Regions from separate parts of the Homo sapiens genome. Here region 1 is linked to region 2. Evidence: read pairs that join two places in POLR2A ChIA-PET (ENCODE). Cell type or tissue: MCF 10A. All regions are shown on one strand. Each heading gives the region's core, and the rest is flanking DNA. Links, peaks and the distances in the headings are about the cores only.

Region 1 (5,911 bases), core at 3,276-5,775, 190 kb after region 2:
GTTTAAATAAAGATAAACCACATCAAGATACAAACATCTAAACTCTTTTCTAAAAGACTCAAAGGAAGAATACATTTATAGAAAAGTTTGGAAAGATAACCAAAAACGAAGCCATTCAACCTTTCAATTATAGCAGCCCATAGCATTGTTACGACTTTTGCGACTGACTACATAACAAAAGGGGCTGTGTGGTGGAAGACCCTGGATTTAAACCTGTTTGATTATATCTCTGGATGTAAAGTCTTTGACTGGAGGGATAATCTTTCTCTCCTCAGTATTTTCCAGGGTCTTAATAAATATCTGCTGAATGAACAAATGTTTGAATGGCAGAAATTATTCTTTCTGGATTATCTTGGGATATTTTCATACATGATCAGTTTTGTGTGTGTGTGTGTGTGTGTGTGTGTGTGTGTGTACAATTCAGCATATTTTAAGCATCCAACTGTTAAGTTGTTAAACTTAATATTGAGTATCACCACTATTCAGTACTAGTCCTTTAATTTCTTTCAACGACTTTAGTCTCCAAAATAGGTTCTTTAGGCTTCTTCTGTCTCCTAAAGGCAGGAAGATAGTAGCCATCTATTTCCTCATATTTCTAATGAGGTTCTAGGTTCTTCTAATTACTCTTTTCAGTAAAAGCAGCAGTCATAAAATAGAAAAAAATTGTCTAAAATCACCACCATACCTATTTTTTCTTGAGTTTTCAAGTCTCTGCCTTTGCTACTACTAAATTTTCAGATACTTTATGCCTAGCATTATCCCTGCTATTCATCTTCAACTTAGGCCAGTGGTTGTTAAAGAGGAGTGCACTTGAAAATCATCTAGGAGTTTCTCAGTCAACAGGTGCAGACCAGGGCCCAAGTTGTGAATTCTGGAAAACATTCTTCAGATGATTCTGAGGTGCACCTCTGGGTAAGAACCACTGGGTGAATGTAGCCTACTTTCAGGTAAGGTATAAAAAATGTATAATAGATTTATTCCCAATCTACTGCACTTGAGGTACAATTAAGATCTACTTAGGAATAACATTAAAATCTACAAAGGTTTTTGAATTAAGGAACTTTCATGATCGTTGCCAGAGAGATCTAAGTTTGCAAAATATTTTTCCTTTGAAGCTATTCTCAGAAAAATGTGATCTAACAGTCTAAGAAATACCGATTTAGGTTAAGTTTATCTTATAGCAATGCAGACAGTTGTGTTGGATTTCACCCTCCAGCCAATGGCCTGTTTACTGGGTTATATGCAACTGTACATTTCCGCAACAAGTCTTTCTAATTAGCATTCATAATGAGGTTTTAAGATTGAAGATCAAGATTATGTGCAATCCTAAAAATGAATATGTTGGAATAAAATCTCATTAAGTACAAGGCGTGAAGTGTAAAGTGCCTGTGATTTAGAGAATATAAAAATCTTAACTCTAATCTAATTCTACCACTATCCACTCCTAACTTGAGCAAGTCTTTTTTGACTTCACTGTGCTTCCATTTCCCCATGGAGGTTGGGGAAATAGGACACCTGGGACCAATAAGGATCCAACACCCAGTCCTCTTCCCAAAATATTATTACACTGAAAATGAAAAACATGGCAGTTTGAATTCTCAGAAGGGTCCTATATGGATTCAGATTGTTCTTCTTGTAACCAGGATTCAATAATAATCAAGTCATATACTTAACAGACCTCAACTGAATGTCTGCTATCCACAACTCTAAAGGTATGAGCTATTCTGTTCTGGTTTTTACAGATGATTTATTTTACATTGAATCATCACAACTCTATGAAGTAGTTTGGGCATGTATTATTGTCTCCATTTTACGGATGAGGAAACCAAGGTACAGAAAGTTAAGGACCTGCCCAAGACCACACAATCAGTTAAGCAGTAGATTTTCTAAGTCTAAAGCTTTTGCATTTTCTTTTACACACAAATGAAGTACACAAACATAATTCTCACTCTCTGCCCTGATAACATAAAGAAAACTATGATATCATATGATACTTTTGAATATATGCCACTTATAACAATTGTACCACCTTTGTGGTTCAGATGAAGTCCAAGATAAGCTTTTGATATTCCTAAAATTAGCATTTCTTTTTATTTAATCACCCCTTTTTATCAAGGCAAGTTCAGCACAAGCCTACAGCTTACACAACTGACGAGGGAGTTAGATCATGAACAAGGAAACCATGTACAAATGTTAAGGTTGCATCTTTAAAAATAGTTAATAAAGTACACATACTTTTTAAGAACACACTCCCCTTCAAATTTACTTATTTTATAAAATAGTTCATTATGGGATTTCTTTAAATAACCATCTATTCTAAAAGCAACTTAAGTATATCATTTACACAACAGTAGATATACCATACTATATATAGAATCACAAAATGTATTATGGTTCTCTTTTTATAAATAATAAGTGAAATTCAGAGGAGTAATGTCTTGATGAAGCTAAATGTAGCTAAACTTAAAAACATGATAAACTAAACATCAGGAGAATAAAAACAAAGCCTCAGGACTTTCAGCCTAGACTGTTTTCCATTACACAGTAACTTCTTATCAGCTTGCGACAAGTTCCTTATCCCTCCTTTTTTATAGCTCAGTGAGGAAGACTGGCCATATGTGAAATTCCAAAGAGGCAGGAAAGAGGTGCAAGGGAAAGAAGCCAGGCTCTCTAGTACTAATATATTGGCATATGGCTTTGGCATTCTCTCTCAGCTGTTATTAAGTTAAAAGTGGTAGTGTGGTGTGGAAGTTAGGGTAGGGGCAAAAAGCAGAGGGAATCGGCATGGAGACTGAGGCTCCAGTTCTGATACTGCACAACCCACCTTGGGGGCCATTTCATAACTATAAGCTTTAATTTCCTTATTTATTCATTCATTTAACAATCCTCCATTAAGCACCTACTATGAGCCAGGCACTGTTATAGGTAGTGGGGATATGACAGTAAATGAAATAGAAAATTCCTACTTTCTCAGAGCTTACATTCTAGCTGCCGTGAAGCAACACAGGTAATTAAAAATATATGTATCATGCAGGTGACAGTGTATAGAATAGAGTAGCCACTAGCCACATGTAGCTATTAAAATTTTTACAAACTAAAAATTCAGTACCTCACTCTCACCAGCCACAATTCAAGTGCTCAACAGCCACATATGGCTAGTGGCTACCAGACTGGCAAGTGCAGATACAGAGCATTTCCATCTTCACAGAAAGGTCTTAGGACAGCACCATGATAGAGTGATGGGGAAGGGATGTAATTTACATGGGGTGTTGAGGGAAAGCCTCTCTAATAAGGAGACTTTTGAAAGAGACCTGAGTAAAGAGGGAGTGGGGTGAGGGGGTGAGCTAAGTTGATAACTGAAGAAAGAGCTTCCAAACAAAAGAGTATCATTTGTTTGTGGAATTGTTGGACACATACCACTTAAGGTCCCTTTCAGCACTTAAAATGGGTTAAGAGTTCCAAGTTCTTTTAAAAATGGCCTGAGGCCCACCGCCCTGTCTGGGATGTCAGGAGTGCCACTGCCCGGCTGCCCACTGTCTGGGAAGTGAGGAGTACCTCTGTCCGGCCACCCCGTCTGGGAAGTGAGGTGCCTCTCCGCCTGGCCACCACCCCATCTGGGAAGTGAGGTGCCCCTCTGCCCGGCTGCTGCCCCGTCTGGGAAGTGAGGAGCGCCTCTGCCCAGCTGCTGCCCCGTCTGGGATGTGAGGAGCGCCTCTGCCCAGCTGCCGCCCTGTCTGGGATGTGAGGAGCGCCTCTGCCTGGCCGCCCCACCGTCTGGGAAGTGTGGAGCGTCTCTGCCCAGCTGCCCACTGTCTGGGAAGTGAGGAGTGCCTCGGCCCGGCTTCTGCCCTGTCTGGGAAGTGAAGAGCACCACTGCCCGGCTGCCCCACGTCTGGGAAGTGAGGAGCACCTCTGCCCGGCCGCTGTGCAACCTTCCAAGTGTGAAGTGACAGCCTTGTGTGTGATCTTTTCTGTCTTCCCCAAGTTTGCATTTTTGACATTAAAGTTTACTTTTTAATTAAAAAAAAAATGGCCTGAGGCTTTAGTTTTATTCGAATAAAGCATGCTACAATTCCATTTTCATTTTTCAGAAAGCAATACTTCCGTGGGATACCCACTCCCTACTTAAAAGCATTTCTTGGCCAGGCATAGTGGCTCACACCTCTTAATCCCAGCACTTTGGGAGACCAAGGCAGGAGGATTGCCTGAGTCCAAGAGGTTGAGACCAGCCTGGGCAAGATGGTGAAACCCCATCTCTAAAAAACAACACAAAAAATTAGCCAGGCACGGTGGCCCACACCTGTAGTCCCAGTTACTTAGGAGGCTGAGGGGAGGATCACCTGAACCTCCCAGGTTGAGGCTGCAATGAGCTGTGATTGGGCCACTTCACCCCAGCCTGGGTAACAGAGTGAGACCCTGTCTCAAAAAAAAAAAAAAAAAAGCATTTACTGAAGTCCCACAATATTTATTAGAAACAAGAAAGAGAATATGTTTCTTTTAGTTCCCTCAGTCAATTTTCCTAAAGCCATGGGACCTAAAGGCTTTTGTCAAACCCTTTCTTAAAAGCTCAATTCTCCCCTTCCCCAATCCGCTAAATGACTGTCTTTACTGACATAATTTACTCCCTTCATTGGGAACTGAAAAATCATGGTTTTTTCAAATTGATACTTAAGCATTTTAGATTAACCAGGTGAACTACCTTTCAGAGAGAATGTAGCCCAATTGTTGCTAAATCTGTAAAGCAATACACAACTTTGAAGCAAGAAGCTTACCATTTCATATTTTAAATCCTAGGGCTCTCATGCATTCCTTGTGGGCCTCAATTAGATGTCCACAGTGTTCTTCTCCTTTCTCGATGATACTATAAAACAAAATGTACTTGTTATCTAAATATGCATTAAGCACATTATTAAGTATGCATGATAGTGATGGGGAGTGAGACAAAACACGGGTATAATGGAATGTAGCTGGAATTAAAACAAACGCTATTACCTCAAACAGCTTTGTTTTTATTTGATCTTATGATATGCCCATGCCTATGAAGACATTCCACAGATAAGTGATTTTGGGGGGGAAATCTGATAAGAAATAATCACGCATATTAAATATTGCCTCTAGTCAATATCCAAGGAGTAACACTGCTCTATAAAGAAATAAACTGAGTAAAATATTTATGCTAAATGAAGGGCACAGAGAACAGCTCAATTTTTTGCTTATTATCACAGAGAAATTAACTTTCTGATTTTGCCCTACATTCAAACACAACCAAATAAATCTACTTCTAATTACATCAAAAACATCTGGTAGCCAGGAGACCGAGATAAACACCCCCTCATGATGATCAAAGAATATTTTACTTGTAAAATTCACAAAGTAAAGACTAGGACTACACAGCTTTATTTCTAAGGCCTGAAAATGTGATTTTGCAAATAATCAAGTTAAGCCCAATTCAATTACAAGGAAAAACTGACTCCTGACTATGGATATTTGGGGAGAACCCACGTGGTCTGAGGCAATCGAGGCAAAGGGAATTTAACAAAGGGAATAGGTTCTCCTTCCATGGAAACTCTACCCATCCTTCAATAGCTCAAGAGCTGCCTGCAAATGGGAGATTGCCTGGGATAGTGAGATCATTGTGAAGATAATAGCTAGCATTCATTGATCATTTATTGCCATGTATACTGTGTTAGCCACTTGACATGGCTTGTATCATTAACCTTTACAATAATACTGGAGGGAGTTTCTTTTATTAGAGTCATTTTACAGACACATGAGGCTCAAGGTCACCAAGTTAGTGGATTAAGATTCAAACCTTGACTGTGGATCCCAGACTCTTAATCATGCTGTCATACCATTCAAGGTTCAACAGCACTTACTGTTACCACTGGAACAATTTGTTCAGACTAGTCTT
Region 2 (13,066 bases), core at 4,970-7,469:
AGGTTACAGTGAGCTAAGACCACGCCATTACACTCCAGCCTGGTCAACAAGAAAGAAACTCCATCTCAAAAAATAAAAATTAAATTAAACTAAATTAAAAGCCAAATGTGAAAGAAATACGAGCATTTTAGCTGTAATGTATAAATTGTACTGCAATATTTTTTTACATTTTTTAACTAGTTTTTTTTTTCTTTTAGTGTCAAAGAGTATTACATACACTTTGGATATGTAAAATATCCAAATATTTTACCATGCTAAAATATTTGGATACCTCCAAAAGACATTCAGTGAAAAGGAAGTTTCTCTTCCACCTCAGACCCTCAGACTGCTAGTCCCTGAGACCTCTTTTCAAAAGACAATTAGAATTCTGTGTCTTGTATATCCTTCTAGAAATAGTCTGTACATTTACAAGCATCTAGACTCATCAACAAAATAAAACATGCTGTCTTCTGTTCTGCACTTAGATTTCTTTTCCATATAACAGTAGATTTTGAGATTGTTCCATAAGAGTCCATAGAGAATGCCTCACTTTTTCATGGCTGCATAATAACTTATTATATGGATTTCTTTATTCAGCCCTCTATCAGTGGACATTTAGATTATCCCTTACCACATCACTTTGCTTTTTGGATAACGCAAGCAATGCTGCAGTGAACATCCTTGTTACTGTGAACACTCATGTAAATATATATGTAGGCTAAATTCCTAAAAGTATAATAACTAGGGCAATTAATGTCATTTTAAAATCTTGATAAATAGGCTGGGTGAGGTGGCTCACGCCTGTTATCCCAGCACTTTGGATGGCTGAGACAGGCAGATCATCTGAGGTCAGGAGTTCAAGACCAGCCTGGCCAACATGGTGAGAACCTATCTCTACTAAAAATAAAAAAATTAGCTGGGCATGGTGGCCTGTGCCTGTAATCCTAGCTACTCGGGAGGCTGAGGCAGGAGAATCACTTGAAACCCGAGGTGGAGGTTGCAGTCAGCTGAGATTGCGCCATTGCACTCCAGCCTGGGCCACAGAGCAAGGCTCCATCTCAAAAAAAAAAAAAAATCTTGATAAACAGGCTGGGCACAGTGGCTCTCACCTGTAATCCCAGCACTTTGGGAGGCTGAGGTGGGAGGATCACTTGAGCCCAAGAGTTCAAGATCAGTCTGGACAACATACCAAGACTGTCTCTCCACACACACACACACACACACACACACACACACACACACAAACACATACAGAGTTGCCAGGTGTGTTGGCACACACCTGTAGTCCCAGCTACTCAGGAGGCTGAGGTGAGAAGATTGCTTGAGCCTAGGATTTTTGAGGCCACAGTGAGCCATGATCATGCCACTGCACTCTTCAGCCTGAGTGGCAGAGCGAGAGACCCTGCCTCAAATAAAAAAAACCTTAAAAAAAGAGAAATCTTGGTAAATAGAATCTAATTGTCCTACAAAGAGGCTAAACACTTCCACAACCGATATATCATATGCTGTGAATAGATCTCACACCCTTACCAACACTGCACTATTGGACTTTTTGATCTTTGCCAATCTGATTGGTAAAATTGGTATCTAGTTTCATTGACATTTCTTTATTATTAATACAGTTGAGCATCTTTTCCTATGTTTGTGAACTGTTGATATTTTTTGCAGTTATCTCCCTATATAAAAAACACTTTTTTTTTTTTTGGCTAGAGGAGCTCACTACATTGCCTACTGTGTCACTATGTTGCTGGTCTAGAACTCTTGGGCTCAAATAACCCTTCTGCCTAAGTCTCCCAAGTAGTAAAACAATATTTTAAATCAGTTATTTCCATGCTGCCAGAAAATTTTGATCAAGCCTTTGAATATTGCCCCTAGCATAGTGCTGGTCAGGACCTCAGAGGATGAGGCAGAAACAAGCTAAACTGTCAGTGTATCTTCTTTTTCTTTCAAGAAATCCCTGATTTCCCAGGGAATCTAGTCAGAAAGCTGTGTTACACTATTTATGATTATGTATATAACACTTTTTCTGGCTTGCAGAACTGATTTTGATAATGTTCTTTATTCAGGTTGAAGGTAATGAAAGGTTTTCTATCTGTTCTCATAAACTAGGAGACTTAATTATAATGGAAATAAAAATGGTGTCTTTGTGAGGAGCAAAGCCAAAGGAACACAGGTGGAAAATTAGCTATTTCAGCTATTACGAGAGTTTGTATCTTGTCTACTAATTAAACTATTCCATATAAGGGAAATAAAGAAAAGAACTGGAATGAATAAAGTGGTAGAAGTAGCAATAATACTCCCTTCAAAGCTATGACGATTTATTTGGAAAATTTTATTAAGTATTGTAAGCTGGAGCAGCTTAGCTATGAGTGAACTTGCACAATACAAAAAAGCAGAATAGCCCCTTTAGAAGCATTGTTTTCAGGAGACTTTGCAGTAGACTGATGATATGGAACACTGGAACACTGGCTTGTCTTACTTTAAAATGTGAATGGGACCTCGCCTTGTCCTAGAGCCTGCAGGCACTACTCTGCTGAATTTATGGTATGTCTGGTTGACAGGTGTAGTGGTGTTGAGCACTTTATTTTGGAAGTGATCGGGCGTCTCCCTGACATGGAGATGGTGATCAATGTACGAGATTATCCTCAGGTTCCTAAATGGATGGAGCCTGCCATCCCAGTCTTCTCCTTCAGTAAGGTAAGTACAGGGAGAGCCACATGGGTGGATGGAGAGTGGTCCTCTAGGATATGAGCATGAGATCTTTGTCCGGTGACATAGTCTGATGGATAATGGTAAGGATGAGGACTGAGGTCCAGAAATGGGTCTGTGTCTCTATTAGCATCACAGTGATTGAGCAAAAAGACAGAGGAGATGAAGTTGAGAGCTGGTAAGTAGTGTAAGATTGCTTGAGTGTCTATAGGGCTAGAGATGGAGGCTAGGGCGTGAGAGGCCTGAGAAACCTACAGGAATTAGAGGTGGGTCTTGAAGATCTTACAGAGCATGGGAGGAAGGGGTCCAAGAAAGCTTGGAGTTAGGGAACACCTTCATTCCAAAAGTTTGTTGAGCTCCTACTATGTATATATTCAGCCATAGTGCTGGGTATCAGCTGTCCCATCTGTCACCATATTCCGGGGGCCCAGGGTGGCTAAAAGTGAACCTGAAGGTGCCAGATAACTCCACACGGTGTGTGTACAAGCCGTGCATTGAAGGGATAGGCTGGAGATAGCCTAGAGGGCTATGCAAGGGGGTGATCTTTTAGACTCATCATGGAAGATTGGAGTAGCTAGGATACACCTGTGGGCTTGGGGAATTGGGGGCAAGGAATGTCTTGTCAGTGCTCAGGTTCATGTAAATGTTGTATCGGCAGGGATGGGCCTTGGTTCCCTAGAGACAAGGAAAGCATTTGGGGGTGAAGGCAGGAAGGCTAGAAGAGAGTGGATGGAAGATTCTATGGGGTAAGAGTGAATTGAGGAAAACCCCATGAAATTTGGGAAAAGGAACACTATTTCTGATTTGGTTTGTCTAAAGCAGAGGGACCTTTTATCCCCACTTTTTCTTTATCATAGTTTACTTTCTCCCTAGACTTGTTTTATTTCCTGTGTTGCAAGTGGGCAGAGGCCACATTTGTGTTGCATTTCCCATGGTCTAGCCTCATTTCTCGAAAGTGTTTGGTTCCATTGTTTGTCATGAAACTCACTCAGAAGAACAGATAGAGGCTCCCATGTAAGTCAGTAGGGACTTCGTGTTTGTTATCTATCTGTTGTTTCTATGGATAATAAAGTATGACCGTCGGTATACTAACTTTCCGTTCATCTTTACTTCCCTTCTGTTTTTTAAATCAGTGACTTCTAGTTTCCAAGGGAGAGTTTTACTCTGTCAACTTTATAGTTAATTGTGCAGCTTCTATTGAATAGCTGTTATGTTTAAGGTGCTTGATGAATCACATTTTTTACATATTTGAGAGACAGCAAACAGCATATTGCACATGTATTTCCAGTGGAAGAAATAGTAGAGTTAGAGGTTTATCAGTGGCCAGATTTTTAACAGAAGTAACCATAAAAAGGGAACAAATGGAGGCCAGGTGTAGTGGCTCACACCTGTAATCCCAGCACTTTGGGAGGCCGAGGCAGGTGGATCAAAAAAAAAAAAAAAAGGGGGGAACATATGGCTTTAAACTTTTTTCTTTTTTTTGAGGCAGAGTCTCACTCTGTTGCCCAGGCTGGAGTGCAGTGGCGCGATCTCAGCTCACTGCAACCTCCACCTCCCAGGTTCAAGTGATTCTCCACCTCAGCCTCCTGAGTATCTGGGACTATAGGCACCTGCCACCATGCCCGGCTATTATTTTGTGTGTATTTTTTAGTAGAGACAGGGTTTCACCATGTTGACCAGGCTGATTTCAAACTCCTGACCTCAGGTGATCTACCCGTCTCGGCCTCCCAAAGTGCTGGGATTACAGGTGTGAGCCACCGTGCCCAACCTCAAACTTCTTTCAAAAGATATGTGATAACACCCCTTCTCATTTTGCTCATCCATACTTCTGACCCCGATCAGTGAATAACCAAGAATTTATTGACCAATCAATGTGAGCCCAACAGTGCCATAGTATGAGATAACACTAGCCAATATTTATCAAGTATGTACAATGTGCCAGCTACTGTTCTAAGAATTTTACGTGTATCAACTCATTTAATATTCAAAATAAACCTTTTAGTTAGATCATATTATTGATATTATTGTTTCCCCCATTACAGTGATAAGGAAGCTGAGGCATAGAACCATTAAGTAACTTGCCTAGAGCTGTAAAGAGGTGGAGTCAGAATCCAAACCCATGTGATCCACATCAGGAGCCCACACTCTTAACCATTGCATGTATTTCTTGGCTCTTACTCTCAAAAAAACCCATTGGGAAATAACCAAAAACTGGTAAGACAGTGTAAACTCTTAAATGTAATAGTTAAACAATGAGAGAGCTCTGTGATTATTCAGAATTGGGCATATTGTTTCCTTAAATTGGAAATCTTAACAGTATATATCCTCTAGAAAAACAGAATTTGGGGGAACTGAAAAAGCTGACCTTTAATGTGATTCTGAATTCTGGAATTCAGTGAGCCCATGACTTTTAATCCATAGTCACTTTTGCCTTTTAATGTCTACAGGCTAGACTTTGGAAAATAGGGAAAATATATCTTTGACAATGTGACACTAAACCAAGGCTGTCCAGATCCTGTGGCATGATTGCAGTTGCCTCTTTTCACTGTTCCAAGACTGATTTAGGACGACCTGTCTGTTTTTGTTGAAGACATCAGAGTACCATGATATCATGTATCCTGCTTGGACATTTTGGGAAGGGGGACCTGCTGTTTGGCCAATTTATCCTACAGGTCTTGGACGGTGGGACCTCTTCAGAGAAGATCTGGTAAGGTAGGTCCTTTAAAGAGGTTTTATTTTTTCTCTTTCTGGGTTTTCTTGAAATAAGCCATAGAATATAACCAATTATTTACTTTTTTTTTTTTTGAGACGGAGTTTCGCCCTTTTTGCCCAGGCTAGAGTGCAATGGCGTGATCTCAGCTCACCGCAACCTCCGCCTCCCAGGTTCAAGTGATTCTCTTGCCTCAGCCTCCCGAGTAGCTGGGATTACAGGCATGTGCCACCACACCCGGCTAATTTCGTATTTTTAGTAGAGACGGGGTGTCTCCATGTTGGTCAGGCTGGTCTTGAACTCCTGACCTCAGGTGATCTGCCCACCTCAGCCTCCCAAAGTGCTGGGATTACAGGCGTGAGCCACCGCGCCCAGCCTATTTATTTTTAAGTGACTAATTTTTAAGTTAAAAATTAAAGACAGAAAACTGTAGTGTAAACAATTTTGTACGTGTCTAATAATATTTACATATCCATAGAAAGGGGCAGAATAGTCTATCCTAAACTATCAGCAATGCCTCTTTGCAAGGGATTATCAGAGACTTTTGTTTTGTATTTTAAATTTTTCTTTCTTTTTTTTTTTTTTTGCGACACAGTCATGTTCTGTCTCCCAGGCTGGAGTGCAGTGGTGCTATCGCGGCTCACTGCAACCTCTGCCTCCCAGGTTCAAGCAATTCTCTTGCCTCAGCCTCCCGAGTAGCTGGGATTACAGGCATGTGCCACCACACCTGGCTAATTTTTTGTATTTTTAGTAGAGATGTGGTTTTGCCATGTTGCCCAGGCTGGTCTGGAACTCCTGGCCTCAAGTGATCCACCCACCTCGGCCTCCCAAAGTGCTGGGATTACAGGCACGAGCCCCTGTGCTCAGTCAGTATTTTCAATTTTTCTATACTTAAGATTCTTTAAATAAGAGTGCATTCTTTCATAGTAAGAAAAAATGAATGACCTCGTCATAGGGGGGATAGAAAATTATTTGGAAGAATATAAACATACTTGGCAATTGAGAGCTAAGTAGTTTAGGCAGGGCTGAGGGAGCATAAATGTCCCATAAGCATCTCAAGTACAAGCTTATTCCAGATCCTCTCTGATTCATGACTGAGACATGCCTTGGCCTGTTGACTCCATCCTGCTATCATTTCAGAATTTAGATTGTGTAGCTCATCCAAGCTGTAGGTATTTCTTACCTAGCTACATTTTACATCATGATTCAAACAACTTTGGTGCTTAATTAGAGAACTTCCGGAAACACAGTCATTATAGGCCTTCTCTCAGGTATAAGGAAAGCAAACAATTCAACCTTGTTTCCATAAATACCTATCACCTCTCCCAAGTGTGGCTGAAGATTCAAAGAGGATTAAGGTAATATTCCCTTCCTGAAGAAACGTACAGGGCTGCAGTCCTCAGTGGTGGGTAGAGCCCTTTGTTAAAAAACAAACTTCTCTAGTGGGTATAATTTGGAAATTTTAAAAAATAATAACTTAGTCTCATATTTTACAGAACTGGAACTAGAAATTGTCTTTGTCCAGCCCTTTATTTCAGGGATAAGGGAATGAAGGTACAGAAAGGTTTAGTGATCTGGTCAAGGTCAGAAGCAAATCTAGGCCTAAAGACCAGGTTTCCAAGTGCATTATCCAACCTACTTTACTGGTTAATATTCCTTGTGTTTTCCTGACATTGAGACTGTCATTTCTTGTTTATTTTTGGGTTTTGAACATAATTTTGAGAGGGGGGGAAAAAGGTGTGGTTTTTTTGTTTCTTGGTTGTTTTTTAAAATTTTTTGTAGAGACAGGTCTTGCTATGTTTCCCAGCCTGATCTCAAACTCCTGGGCTCAAGTGATCCTCCCACCTTGGCCTCCAAAGTGCTGGGATTACAGGCATGAGCCACCACACTAAGCTGGAAAAAAGGTTTTAAACTTTTTTTTCCCTAAGTTATTCTTGGCCTTGGCCTTAATTTTCTAATCCTTTCCCCCCCTCCTCAGGTACTTGCAAATACCCTTTTCACATTCTTCTTTTTGTAGCTCTTTTCCCACCTGCCATGCAGCTGCTTTGTTTTCAAAATCTTTAAAAACATTTTTACTGATTATGAAACCTATATATGCTCATAAAATTTTACAAATATGTATAACTCAGGCAACTTTCCCCCTAACTTATTGGTGTATCTAAGTAATCTTTCCATGTCTTTGTTTCATGTCAGTACATATGAAAGAGTCACTTTATTTATTTGTTTGTTTGTTTATTTTTAAAAGGCAGGATCTCACTATGTTGCCCAGGCTGGACTCAAACTCCTGGGGTCAAGGTGTTATCCAGTTACTCCACCGTGTAGTTATTAATACCATTTTCCCCCAGGTAAACTAGTAAGCAATTTTTAGGCAGATAGAATGTTTTAAAGTCTAATCTTATATGAATACTTTTTTCTTTTGATACCTTCCCATTTTATTCAATTGAATTTATTCATGGTTATAGAAATACAATTTTGTTTTTTAGAACCCTCTGTTTAGAATCTCTAATGATGTTCATTTGTTACCTTGAAAATTTAATAATCTGCTTGTTTATCCATCTGCACTGATGTCTGCCTGCCACTGTTCATTCTATTTTTCTGATATTTTGGGAGTTTGTGCCCACTGATTTATATTTCACTCTGTAGAAGAATTCATTGTTCTTTACAGATCGAAGATTTCATTTGTTACTGTCAGAGAGGGTTTAAAAAAGAGGGCTGGGGTAGCACCAGGCTGTGGTGGCCACCGTTAGCACTTGCCTGGAGAAACAAGTCCTAACCTAGGTCTTTTGAGGGAGGATGGGTAGGTTAGGAGAATGAAAGAGAGAGAACAGTGATACACAGTTTGGGTTTGTGTATATGAAACACAGCTTCCCCAGGAGCCAAGGAAATAAAGAGAAGTAACTTTGAGTATAAATTGATACATGTTTTGTTAGATAGTTTGACAATATGTATCAAAATTGGAAATGTATACTGTGTATCCTTTGACCTAGCTGTTTCATGTCTAGAATGTATCCTAAGGAATTAATCAGATGAATGTGCAAAGATTTGTGTACAAGGATGTTTACTACCATGTTGTTTCTTAGAGCAGAAAGTTGGAAACTACCTAAAAGTCCATCAATAAAGGATGAAGTGAATCATAACATGACTATAAAATGGAATTTTTGCAGTGAGTCTTTGCCAGAGATTATAAAATGGAATATCGTGCATGAATGGAAAGGCAGTGTAGGTTTTAAAAACTCTGGGTTCAAATCCTGGCTCTTATTAGCTGCATGACTCTGTGCAAGTTGCTTAACCTCTAAAGGACCTCATTTGTAAAATAGGGGTGATAAAACCTACCTCTTAAGATTGTGAGAATGATTTTTTATTTACAAAGCACTTAAAACAATGTCTGTAACATAGTGAAGTGCTATATAGATGTTGGCTGTTATTATTATTTATATTTCCTATTAAGATTGTTACCTAACAGTATGTATGGTGTGACCTCTGTTACATAGAGCAAAGTTTCTCAGTACTAGTGTTGCTGACATTTGGGGCTGGATAATTCTTTGTCCTGGGAGCTGTCCTAACCACTGTAGGATTGTTCAGCAGCATTTCTGATCTTTACCCACTAAATGCCAGTAGCAGTCCCCTAGTAGTAACAATCAAAAATGTCTACAGACATGGCCAAATGTCCCCTGGGTGGGAGGGACGGGCAAAATTACCCCCAGTTGAAAGCTACTAATATGAATAAATGATTGCAAGGAAATTCTCGGCTAAAATGTTACATTGTTACCTCTGGACAGGGAGATTCCAGACGACTTCTTACTTTTATCTTTATGCTTTTTCATGAGAACTTTGCATGAGGAGCATGAAACATTTTCCACTAAAAACAAAACAACAAAAATCCAGTGCTATAGTGTCTCTGCTTGGGCAGGAAGAAGTATGGGGAAAACAAGATAGTTCTGGCCTTAGACTGGAGAATCAGGTAAAGGTGATCCATCCAGAAAAGGCCAGAGGATGAGCCACGTTGGCTGAGGGTGGAGGTCTGAGGGCCTGGAAAATACTGAGCAGCGTTCTCAGCTGAGTGAAAATGAGCAGCATGACATTATATGTATCTGAAAAGGACCTGTGCCTAGAAAGTTTATATCCTAAGTTTCTCCGTTACTGTAATCCAGCCCATCAATCCCTCATTAACTTCAGTTCAGCCTTCCCTTCCTTTTTCAGAGAAGATGCTGTGCAGACTTCTGTGCAGGGAGGGTTCCTACGAAGCAAGTTAAGAATGATGCATCTGTGAGCTAGCAGTTTCAGTAAGGAAGGCTGGTCATGGTAATGTGTACTGAGATCTGACTTTCAAGGACTTCATCTTTATAGAGCACTTAGTCTGGCTTTAAGAATACAAAGGTGCTTTTCAAATATCAAACTAAATCTGATGACACTTCCCACCTATGGAAAACATAAAATCAGAGAGTGATTTCCCTTTCATTCCATTTCTGATGCTTTTTTATTTTTTTGCAGTTCTGTACACATAATTAATTTCATCAGTAGCACCCTACTTAAAGTACAGAGGAAATCCACATTTGCCAAATTATAAACAGACCTAATCATGACCTTCAGGGTTTGGGGGCTTTTCTTTCAATGTTGTTAACTTGTTAATGGGGAGTAGATTTGTAGATACAACTGGGTAGCACCTCCAGAGCAATGAAATGGTAGCAAAAGGAAACAAAGTGTCCTTTAGGGCTTTTTCTTTTGAGTGACTTTGATTAGACTTACTTAGAAATATGAAGCTCTGGCCAGGCACAGTGGCTCACGCCTGTAATCCCAGCACTTTGGGAGGCCGAGGCAGGCGGATCACGAAGTCAGGAGATAGAGACCATCCTGGCTAACACGGTGAAACCCTGTCTCTACTAAAAAATACACAAAATTAGCCGGGCGTGGTGGCGGGCGCCTGTGGTCCCAGCTACTCAGGAGGCTGAGGCAGGAGAATGGCATGAACCCAGGAAGGGGAGCTTGCAGTCAGCCAAGATCGCGCCACTGCACTCCAGCCTGGACGACAGTGCGAGACTCCGTCTCAAAAAAAAAAAAGAAATATGAAGCTCTGAACTAATCTTCAGAAATGGTTAAAGCACATTCTTATATAGTTGAAAAAGATATATTGAAACTAATTAAATTCTATATTCTTAGGTCAGCAGCACAGTGGCCATGGAAAAAGAAAAACTCTACAGCATATTTCCGAGGATCAAGGTGAGTTATTTTCTGACATTTTACAAAGATATTCTTCCAAGTAATGTAAAATGTAAGTAACTTTGAGGGTATGACAAGCTCTGTAGTTCAAAGGGAAAGCTAAGATAACAAAGAAAGAAATGTGGAATCACAATTTTAGATTCGAGAATAATTCACATTATTTGCCGAAATCGCCATTGATTGAGTTGATATTCAAAGAAGTAAAGTTCATCCATTTCAGTCATTTAACAGATATTTTACATAGTGTCACAAATGTGTCGGTCATTGATTATGTGATGCCAAACACAACAGATGGGTGTCTTCTTACAGTCCCTAGGAGTAGCTTATGATCATGCCACGGTACTCTGCTGGTTAATGCAGAGCAGGACTCATCACCATATCTCTTGACTGCCTTTTTTATCACACCCTGTGGCTGCCAAATAGTGGTTAAGAGCACAGACTGAGACTGCTGAAAATGAAGAAGGGAGCAGGGAGGAAAGAGAAGAGAAAAATGGCAAAGGTAGTAGGAGGACCCTGTGTTGTTCAGCTCCATAGTCCCAAGGCCAAGAACAGTTCCTAGCATGTCAATATATGATAAATATCTGTGGAGCAGATGAATAGAAAAGACCATGAAGGGAGCAGGGTTTTGTAGTTTTAGCAAGTGAGTCCTTGCCAGAGATTATACTCCCTCTTCACCCTCCTCTTCACTTCGGAGCTAGACTTTAGGAGGTAAATGGATTATCCAGCTACTATGTCCTGTTTCTTACCAACTTCTCTGATTCTTAAATCTTGAAGTCACAAATTAACTTGGGGACCATGTCTGGACTTCAAGAGTTTTAGGACTCCCTTGAAATTATGTGAGGATATGTGCATTTTTCTGGGAAGGAGAGAGGGTTGGTTCATAGTTCTTAACAGATTATCAAGGAATCCATGATGCCTCACATGTCAAGACCCTCTGCTACTTGGAACATCACTAGAAATTCTTCCACATACAGTCGTCAGGTTTTTAAGCCCTTTGGTTTTTGTGCATTTTTTTTAAATTAAATATTATACTGGGCTGTACAGAGCATACATAACAAAGGTCATGTAGCTGTTTTAGTGAGTCGTGACTACCTAGCCTCACAGTTATGAGCACCAGTGATTATAGAAGCCACATGAACTTTCCTAAAAGGGAAATCATTCCCTGGGATTTGACTATAGTGACCTGAACAACATACCCTTCAAGACCAAATGCAAGCAAAGAAGGGCCAAGTACCCCCCAACCCTAAAGGTACAGAGGGGACCAGCCCTGGATGACCTAGATGCTGCAGTACCCAGTATACCCCTCCTCCGCTGTCACGTCACCAGTGAATTGTCCACTTGTGCAGAGTCATTGCATTGGGTCCTAGTCCTGCTCACCTTTCAGGGATTGGGAACAGTTTTCTAATACAGGCCACACAGTTTTATGTCACGTGTTTCTTTTATAGGACAAGTCCAGAACGAGATCCTCTCATTCTTCTGTCTCGGAAAAACCCAAAACTTGTTGATGCAGAATACACCAAAAACCAGGCCTGGAAATCTATGAAAGTAATCACCAGTCATCTGACTAGAACTACAGCAGTGAACATTCTCACTCAAAGAACATTGCCACCTGGGTAGAATTTGAGATTAGGTTTCCTGTCAGTGGTGAGGTGAATGTAAAGAAAGTTCCATGAACCAGCATTAGCATATATGTAAATTCTCCTTTTTCAAACTTACATTGCTTTTCTGGCCATATTATGACTAGTATATTGCACTACTTTGAAGGTTTAAACCAGGGGTCACAAACTTTTTCCAGGAAGGGCCAAATAGTAAATGTTGTAGGTTTTGCAGGTCGTATGGTCTCTATTGCAGTTGCCAACAGACATGGGCAGTTTGTAAATGAATGAGCCTGGCAGTGTTTTTATTAAAACTTTATTACGGCCAGGCATGGTGGCTCATGCCTGTAATCCTAGCACTTTGGGAGGCGAGGCGGGTGGATCACTTGAGGTCAGGAGTTCAAGACCAGCCTGGCCAACATGGTGAAACCCCGTCTCTACTAAAAACACAAAAATTAGCCGGGCATGGTGGTATGTGCCGGTAGTCCCAGCTACTGGGGAGGCTGAGGCAGGAGAATCGCTTGAACCTGGGAGGCAGAGATTGCAGTGAGCCGAGATCACGCCATTGCACTCCAGCCTGGCGACAGAGCAAGACTCCGTCTCAAAAATAAGTAAATAAAAATAAAAATAATAAAAAATAAAAACTTTATGGGCACTGAAATTTGAATTTCATGTAATTTTAAGTTGTCATAAAATATTATTCTTTTGCCTTTTTTTTTAACCATTTGAAATGTAAAAATTTCTTAGTCCATGACAAAAACAAGCAGTGGGTCAAATTTGGCCTGTGGGTCGTAGTTTGCCAACCCCTGGTTTAAATCAATGGTCTCAACCCTGGCTGTGCAATACAACCAGAGAG

Evidence for each region. Peaks named below come from ENCODE experiments on the same cell type or tissue, not always from the same donor. Only the 100,000 strongest peaks of a DNase experiment are listed, where the experiment ranks them.
Region 1: POLR2A ChIA-PET joins it to region 2 with 10 read pairs; 21 of 35 experiments call an interaction of 5 or more read pairs at or near these places.

The regions. Positions count from the first base shown.
Region 1 is chr3:119,670,373-119,676,283 of GRCh38, forward strand. It overlaps COX17 (cytochrome c oxidase copper chaperone COX17), which reads right to left. Exons shown (of 3, transcript NM_005694.2): 2 at 4,773-4,861. The coding sequence ends at 4,777. Among named protein-coding and RNA genes, the nearest start is that of COX17, 4.1 kb to the right of the region's middle. In MCF 10A, for the core only: no CTCF peak of the experiment used is centred there; no DNase peak of the experiment used is centred there.
Region 2 is chr3:119,474,773-119,487,838 of GRCh38, forward strand. POGLUT1 (protein O-glucosyltransferase 1) reads left to right here. Exons shown (of 11, transcript NM_152305.3): 4 at 2,541-2,676; 5 at 5,279-5,400; 6 at 10,556-10,615; 7 at 12,061-12,160. Among named protein-coding and RNA genes, the nearest start is that of POGLUT1, 12 kb to the left of the region's middle. In MCF 10A, for the core only: no CTCF peak of the experiment used is centred there; no DNase peak of the experiment used is centred there.